Regions from separate parts of the Homo sapiens genome. Here region 1 is linked to region 2. Evidence: chromatin loops called from intact Hi-C (ENCODE). Cell type or tissue: heart right ventricle. All regions are shown on one strand. Links, peaks and the distances in the headings refer to the core of each region. The heading gives the core; the rest is flanking DNA. Region 1 overlaps FGF12 (fibroblast growth factor 12). Region 2 overlaps FGF12 (fibroblast growth factor 12).

The links. Peaks named below come from ENCODE experiments on the same cell type or tissue, not always from the same donor. Only the 100,000 strongest peaks of a DNase experiment are listed, where the experiment ranks them.
Region 1: a loop joins it to region 2, with 2.0 times the contacts of the local background. A loop is called at or near these places in 2 of 110 quality-filtered maps.

The regions. Positions count from the first base shown.
Region 1 is chr3:192,704,578-192,708,977 of GRCh38, forward strand. All of the region lies in intron 2 of FGF12 (fibroblast growth factor 12), which reads right to left. Among named protein-coding and RNA genes, the nearest start is that of FGF12, 21 kb to the right of the region's middle. In heart right ventricle, for the core only: no CTCF peak of the experiment used is centred there; a DNase peak (open chromatin) is centred at 1,904; H3K27ac peaks cover 3,117 bases.
Region 2 is chr3:192,653,049-192,657,448 of GRCh38, forward strand. All of the region lies in intron 2 of FGF12 (fibroblast growth factor 12), which reads right to left. Among named protein-coding and RNA genes, the nearest start is that of FGF12, 72 kb to the right of the region's middle. In heart right ventricle, for the core only: no CTCF peak of the experiment used is centred there; no DNase peak of the experiment used is centred there; H3K27ac peaks cover 3,911 bases.

The DNA.
Region 1 (4,400 bases), core at 149-4,148, 51 kb after region 2:
GGCCCTACTATTTTCAGAATGGTGCATGAGCATTGGCTTCCATTTAAAGTCACCAGCTGCATTAGCCCCTAACAAAAAAGTGAGCCTGTCCTTTGAAGCTTTGAAGCCAGACATTGACTTCTTTCTCACTATGAAAGTTGTAGTTGGTATTTTCTTCAATAGAAGACTATGAAGTCTCCATTGAAAATCTGCTGTTTAGTGTAGCCACCTTTGTCAATTATCTCAGCTAGATATTTTTGTATAACTTGCTGCAGCTTCTACATTAGCACTTGCAGCTTTTCCTTGTGCACTATGTTACAAAGATGGCTTCTTTCCTTAAACCTCATGAACCACCCTCTGCTAGTTTCTAACTTTTATTGTGCAGCTTCCTCATCTCTCTCAGCCTTCACAGAATTGAAGAGAGAGCCTTGCTCTGTATTAGGCTTTGGCTTAAGGAAATGTTGTGACTGATTTGATCTTCTATCCAGATCACTACAACTTTCTCATCAGCAATAAGGCTGTTTCATTTCCTTATCCTTCCTGTGTTCACTGGAGTAGCACTTTCAATTTCTTTCAATAATTTTTCCTTTACATACACCACTTGGCTAACTGTTTAGGGCAAGTGGCCCAGCTTTCAGCGTATTTCAGCCTTCAATATGCCTTCCTCACTAAGTTTAATCATTACTAGCTTTTGATTTTAAGTGAGAGACATGTGACTCTTCCTTTCACTTGAACATTTAAGGGCCATTTTAGGGTGACTAATTGGCTTAATTTTAATATCTTCGTGTCTCAGGAAATAGGCCTGAGAAGAGGGAGAAAGATGGGGAACAGACAGTCAGTCAGAACACACACAAGAATTAACAGGTGAAATTCTGTTTGAGAAGTCAATTATGTCTACAACACTGGAAACAGATTTTGGTGTGATATATTCTCTAGTAACTTTAAATTTGTTTCTCTTCCTTCAGCAGTCAGAACACATACAACATTTATGGATTAAGTTGTTGTCTTATGTGGGCATGGCTTGTGGCACTCCCAAAACAATTACAATAATAGCATCAAATATTACAGATCACCATGAAAGTTATAATAATAGAATAACTTAAAAGACTGTAAGAATTACCAAAATGTGACACAAAGACCTGAAGTGAGCACGTGCTTTAGAAAAATGGTGCCAATAGACTTGCTCAACTCTCGGTTTCCACAGAGCTTCAATATGCGACGCATGCAACATCTGCAAAGTACAATGACACGAGGCATCCCTGTATAATTTTTAAGCCATGTTGCTTTCTACACTAGATCAACCATGTCTTATAATAGGAATTATCTTAACTACAGTGATTAACATAGTGCCTGATTCTTTACAATTATTCATTTTTTGGTTAAATGAAGGAAAACAAACAAATTTAAAGTAACTAGAGAATATATCACAACAGAATGTGCTTTAGGTGCTGTAGACACAATTGGTTTCTCATACAGAATTTCATCTGTTAATCCTTAGCCTCCCTTTAAATACACACATTCCTTCCAAATACAATACAAAAATGTAGTGAATAGGAGACTTCATTAGTTCCTTTTCAGTGGTTAAAAGATGAAGTTTTGGCATTTTCTTTAAAATAATTCATTGAAATTATATATTCAAAATATGTATATTATTTGGGCCCACTATTGGTAAGACTTATGATTTAATAATCTAAACTCAATGATATCCTTAAATAAATAATAATCTCATAATTTAAACTCTAATAATCACATGCTTTTATAAACTGGAAAAAAGTCTCTGGATCATCTTTTCTTTCGCCCACCTCATATTACCAATGACGTAACAGAAGCACATGAGGCAAAGCGACTTTGCCAAGGTCACGTTAAGTCACCGACTGACCGCCGAACAGCACCCGGATGAATTCCAGATCACCCGGCTCCCCGCCCAGTGCCACTTCCTTCCTTTCTGTCCTCTCCAATTTACTCATCTAGAACTAACTGACCAAGCAGAAACAATTGGGAGTAGTCAGGCCTCTATTAATAACAACTTGCTTGTCATATAGTACAATATCGTTTACAAAGCACTTCCCAAATACTTTCTCTCCTTGAATCCCCGCCGCAAGAACCCCAGATGCAAGATATTTACCTCCGCTTACAACACACTAAGGCCTAGAAAGATAAAATGAAATGTCCAAGGTCACAGAGCTAAACTTGAACCCTGACCTTTTTACAACATATCTAGTTTTCTATACATAAATCCACAGCAATTTTTGTTACAGAGATAGAATCAAAGAAAAAGAATTATTCACTATAATCCCATTAAGCCAAGATTCTAAGGCGACTTCACCAATAGATTTGTGAAGTGTTTATTAATATAGAAGATGATTTCAAAAGAATGTTAATACTAACCAGATGAATAACCCATGCAAAAGTAACAGATGAATTGTTGAGGAAAAGGACAAGACAGTCACAGAAATGAATGTCCAGAAAATGGATTCACACATCAAGGACAAGAAAGGCCTTCATTACCCATTTATTTCAGTTTCCGCTTTTGAGTTGAGGAAACTGAAACATCTCTAACCTCAGGCCTCAAGAAGCAGAAATCCCAGGTTATCTTCAACAACAAAGGTTGTAATAGTTGTAGCTCCAGAAATGCCACCCTTTGAACTGATGCAGAAGTCTCTTTTTTGGGACTCACAAAAGGTCCTGAGAAGTGCAATCTCAGTCACTAATGCCAGGGGTGTAACTAATGACAAGGCTGTACTTAGAATGCAAGGAGGTGTTCAGAGCTGGCTTCATGGGAGCTGACCGAGAATGGCACATCCAGTCTTTGTCAAGAAGGAAGAGAACCAGAAGACAGGTCACAACACAGATACACAAATAATAATAAAGAATCATGCTGTTCCCCATTGTTCAAGAATGAGAACAATAGCTGGGTGCGGTGGCTCACGCCTGTAATCCCAGCACTTTGGGAGGCTGAGGCAAATGAATCACGAGGTCAGGAGATCGAGACCATCCTGGCCAACATGGTGAAACCCCGTCTCTACTAAAAACACAAAAATTAGCTGGGTGTGGTGGCAGGTGCCTGTAATCCCAGCTACTCTGGAGGCTGAGGCAGGAGAATCGCTTGAACTTGGGAGGTGGAGATTGCAATAAGCCAAGATTGTGCCACTGCACACTAGCCTGACAACAAAGCGAGACTCCTTCTCAAAAAAAAAAAAAAAAAAGAATGAGAACAACAGAGAATGTTTTCTTTTCTTTTTCTTTCTCATTTTTAGAAACAGCACAGGAATTTCTTCCACCAAGGTGCAGGAGAAAGTTTTTATGCCGAGCCAGATTTCCCAGGGATGAGGATTGATGATTCTCTTCCATGGACAACAGGAAGTTCAGTCATATGGAATAGCATCCATTATTATTATTATTTATTTATTTATTTATTTTTGAGACGGAGTCTCGCTCTGTCACCCAGGCTGGAGTGCTGTGGCGCGATCTCGGCTCACTGCAAGCTCCGCCTCCTGGGTTCACTCCATTCTTCTGCCTCAGCCTCCCAAGTAGCTGGGACTACAGGCGCCTGCCACCACACCCGGCCAATTTTTTGTATTTTTAGTAGAGACGGGATTTCACCGTGTTAGCCAGGTTGGTCTCGATCTCCTGACCTCGTGATCCACCCACCTCGGCCTCCCAAAGTGCTGGGATTACAGGTGTGAACTGCCTTGTCCAGCCAATAGGATCCGTTATTTAGAGGGCTCTAACAGCCTAGGGTGAGAGATGAAAGGCGTTTCAAAAGTGAAAGAAGGAAATCTTGAAGCATGTGTGTTACATGTACATCATCCCTGAGACTTTAGCTACTTTATGCCTCAGATATAATGAAAAGTGCTATAAAAATTAAATAAACAAAGATTTTATGTTAATATATTGAGGGCTTTATAGTACTCACTCAATTTACCTTCTATTGTATACTTAACATGTGCCAAGTCACTGAAATTACAAAGCAGAATGACATAGTCCCTATAGAATTAACTCAATTTACCTTCTATTATATGCTTAACATGTGCCAAGCCACTGAAATTACAAAGAAGAAGACAGCCCTTGCCTTCATGAAATTCACAGCCTAGAAAACAAGCTAGGACCCAAGGAACTATAGTATAGCACAGAAAGAAATCAACACTACAGGAGAGATTTGAAGGACCAGGGAAAGAAGGACTTCTTACCAGAAGAGGATCAAGCAAAAGCTTTATTGAGAAAATTACAATCTAAGCATTTGTGGAAATAAAAAGTTAATATACTTTGGGAAGATATTATAATATCACTTGCAAGATGTATTGTGCTTTGAATGAGTAATGTAATTATTGTTAATATTATATTACTGATAAAGAACTGACAATTGAACAATATATTTTTATAGTTCTTAGCTTTCCCATAATATACCATTTGCTAATCAT
Region 2 (4,400 bases), core at 308-4,307:
GCCTTCTGTAACATCATATTTCGAATGGTGCACTAATAGAAATTGTGAAATGCTCTTTAGGGAACACCTATGTCATATTTAAGCATGACAGTTACAGAAGAGACGGTGGGCATATCCATTTCTCTGCAGTCTTTGGGTTTGGCTTAAAACTGGTTGTAATTCAGTTTGATAAATGATCACCAAGCTCTCTTTATGTCATCACTGTAACTAGGCTAGGAGTGGTGACGAGAAATAAGTCATAGCTCTTGTTTTTGAGGCATTCAGTCCATTTCTTTAGAATAATCAAAAAATCTCACTTTTCCCAAATCATCCCCAGGAGTTTCTCTGGTCCCTACATTTTGGTTTCTTCCTGGAATGCTCAGCCAGCCTCGCTTTCTGTGCCCATCAAAATCTGTCAAAGCCATGCTCCAACGCCACCAGTTTTCCTCAACTAGATATGATCTCCTTTTAAACAATGCAGGCCAAATAATTATTTTTCTCTTACAGAGTTTTGTAGCCTTCTGAGAACGCAGTACAGATCTATAATATTAAAAATATCCAAATTAGTTCCTGTATGTCCTGTATAAAAACCTTGAAGCAAATAATTTCTAATTAAAAATACAACAGATCAAATTTTCATTAAACCAAAATAAATAAATAAAACTCTTTCAATATATATTCCTCATTTGAGGCTTTTTTTTTTTTGAGACGGAATCATGCTCTATCGCCCAGGCTGGAGTGCAGTGGCGCTATCTCAGCTCACTGCAACCTCCGCCTCCCCAGTTCAAGTGATTCTCCTGCCTCAGCCTCCTGAGTAGCTGGGATTACAGGTGCAAGCCACCATGCATGGCTAATTTTTGTGTATGGGTTTATTTTTCAGTAGAGACGGGGTTTCACCATGTTGGTCTGGCTGGTCTAGAACTCCTGACCTCAGTTGATCTACCTGCCTTGGCCTCCCAAAATGCTGGGATTACAGGCATGAGCCACAGCACCTGGCCTCATTTGAAGCTTCTTAAGGTGAGTGTGCCACTCAGACTTCACAAATATTTAATGTTGCCTAACAAGTATGTGAAGGATTTCAGGATTTTGCCACTGTATAAACAAATAAATAATAAAGTTACTTAAGAATTTTAGGCTTGGAAGTAGGCACAAAGGAAGCTAGTGTTTTGTGGAAGTTTGGAGGCCAAGTAGGAGGGCTGGGAATAAACTATAGGTTATCTGGCTGTGCTTCCCAGGTCCTTCCTAATTAGCATTAATGGGTAATACATAGTTGCAGTGTCACACAGGACAGCAGAATTTTTTTGAGATAATTGATTGCTACTAGAAATTTTTGAGAAATAGAGTTTATCTGTTGCCAAGAATGGCTAAAATCTGATCTGGATCTAAATGATAAAAAAAATAAATAATCTCCATATCAGCAACCCAATAGCACTTTGAATTTACATATGATTTTCTACAAGATATTTTATTTAAGCATAACAATAGCTCTGTCCTACTCTGGTATCTTGCCACAGATGGGCATTCAATGTATCTTTAAGAAGGGACACAACAAATGATAGCCGAGTTAAGGATTAGTCCCATTTTATAGATGAAAAGCAGAGGCTTACAGTGATTGAGGAAAAGTGACAGAGTCAGAAATGTTCAACGTGAAGCAGAAGAGAGGCTTCTTGAACGTAGTCCGTTCCTTTCCCCACACCACCCTGCATCACAGTTTGACAGACCTGTGTACCACTCCTTCCCTTACATGTAGAAACTGGTTATGGTTTTCGTATATTCAACAGAAAGAGTGTCCTCATGATATTTCTCTGATAAATGCTAGCTATGTATAGAAACCCACAGCTAATCAGCCACTTCTGACAGATCAGTGTGAAAAAAAAAATAGTCAACTAGATTGATGGACCACATTTTTTACTTTTCAGAGGAATGTGACAGTTTTCCCCCTCATTCCTTGGAGCAATGATAAAGAATCCTTCCAATTCTGTATTTGAGCACAAGGAACAAATTTTAGGAGTAATAACTCAATATTAATATAGTAAATTTTGCTGTATAGATTATGAAACATCTTCTTAAAGTCCTATTTTGTATATGGTGTATAAAACATCGATGACATAAATTCCACTCAAAATTCTCTGTGTGCAGAGACATCTGCTGCCTGGCCAATATCTATTCTCACTTCCTCCTTATTAACACAATCTCTGTATTGTTGATAGCAACAATGTGCCCAGCTACATATCCTAGCCACCCTTGTAGATAGGTGTTAAAATTTAAACAATTTTAAGAGGGACTTCAGAGAAGCAGAAAGCATTCCATTGACAGGCCTTTCTTTTTTTCTACATCTCTATTTCTAAAACTCAGATGTGATGGTTGGAGCTGCAATAGACAGACAGACATCTTTAGACCATGACTTGACCTTGAGGATGGAAGCTACAGAATAGGAACGCAGAATAGAAGGATTGAGAAAAACTGAGAGGCTGATGAAATCACAACATCACCATACCAGCCTCTTGACTTCTACATCAAGGGAAAATTAATTCTATTTAGTTTACAAGTATTACTTAGATTTCTGTTACTAGTTGACCCATTTAATCATAACTGATGAGTCCCCCAAAATATAAGTAAAATAAAGAGCTAGAAAATTTTGATTAGGACTATATTTTGAAATTAAAGAGCTACTGAGTAATAGATGGACGAGTGTCCCATGCTAATATGGCCTAGAAGAAGAAGATGATTTTCCCTAAATAAGGCAACCAGAAATGAACGTTATCAGGAGTCTGAGTCATGCCAGAAAGAAGATGATGATGTTTGCAAACCCGCATAATGATGCAATAGAGATGGGGGAATGGGAAGAGGTGAACACAAGCATGAGGATTTTAGAGCGAAAGGTCAGTGAAGCCATAGGAAAAGAAGCTGTTTGGGACTGGAGGGGAAGAATAACTAGCACTCCAGACACATGGGCCGAGAAAAGAAACGTTACATGCCAGAAAAGAAATTCCCTCATCCAGGAGGTTCAGGCAAAAAAAAAAAAAAAAAAAAAATTCTTTTCCTTGCAGTACCTAGCACAGGACTTTTTAGAAGGGTATGCACTCAATAAATGTATGTTAATTAATGTACAGCCATCCAAAAAATCAGTGACGGAAGCTCACCTGGGAAGCCTTACTCTCAAAATACTGGATAAAACACACTGTTTCATCCCAATCCTTTCTTAGTATCCTTTAACTGTCACTAAACAACACCTAAATTATAAGGTGAAAAGACACACACACACACACACACACACACACACACACACACACAGAGAGAGAATTATAGTAAAGCAGATACATGTAGTCAAAGCCTCATAGCACAAAAGGAATGAGAATTTAAACACACTCAGCATTCACTTGTGACCACTATTTAAAACTTCATGCTCCATATTTACACATTTGTTTCTCTAGTGCAGTGGTTCTCAGCCGGGGTGATCTGGCCCCCAGGGACATTGAGCAATGCCTATATCTCTGATTGTTATAACTGGGGTGGGAGGAGGGGTGCTACTGGCATCCAGTGGGTAGAGGCCAGGGATGCTGTTAACCAACCATCCTGCAATGCACAGGACAGCCTCCCACCTCCAAACCAAAGACTTAAGCCATACATATCCAGTAACAATGCCAGCTACTTCAAGATTATGGCATACTCTCTCCAATGTTGACAGTCTTTTAGTTCATGTAATATTTTTCAGAGTACCCAACAAGAAAACACCTAGCAGTGTAGGCTCATGAAAATGTAATGTGTGGTCTGTAATCCTTGACGCGACCTGGCTTCCAATGTATTTTTTGTTCACAGGAAGCTTGAAATGCATAATAGCCACAATTATTAAATATATACTAATTGGCAAGTACAATGTGAAAAACTTTACAAAGATAAATCTTGGTGAATCTACAGAACATTACTGAGGGATAGGTATTAGTATAAAGTCTCACGGCCAAGGTCACAGCACTTATAAACAACAGAGGTCCCCAGTACATATCAACAATGGGAAGGTTAATATGTAATCATACAATGGTTGCTATTCTGGATATCTATGTTCTCTGCTGAGTTGAGGTTTTTTTTTTCCTTTACATTCATAAAGACAATAACTTTCTTGCACAGAATGCTTCCTGAAATGTACTGTACATTTCTGAACTTTATTTGATATAACGTATTGAACATAATTTAATCTTCCCTTAACATGTCAGGGCGGTTATGATGAATATCCACATTGTTCTGTATTAGAGCAAATGAAATATTCAGGGCTTCCTGTCACTTCACTAGATAGTCCCAATGCTTTTAGAGTTTTTCTGTCTGATTTTTATCATTTTTCTTTGTCTGCCTTTCTGGCAGAGTTGGAACTGCCTCTTTTTAACTAGAGAGAACTATTAAAAAAAAAAAACAGAGAACTATTAGAA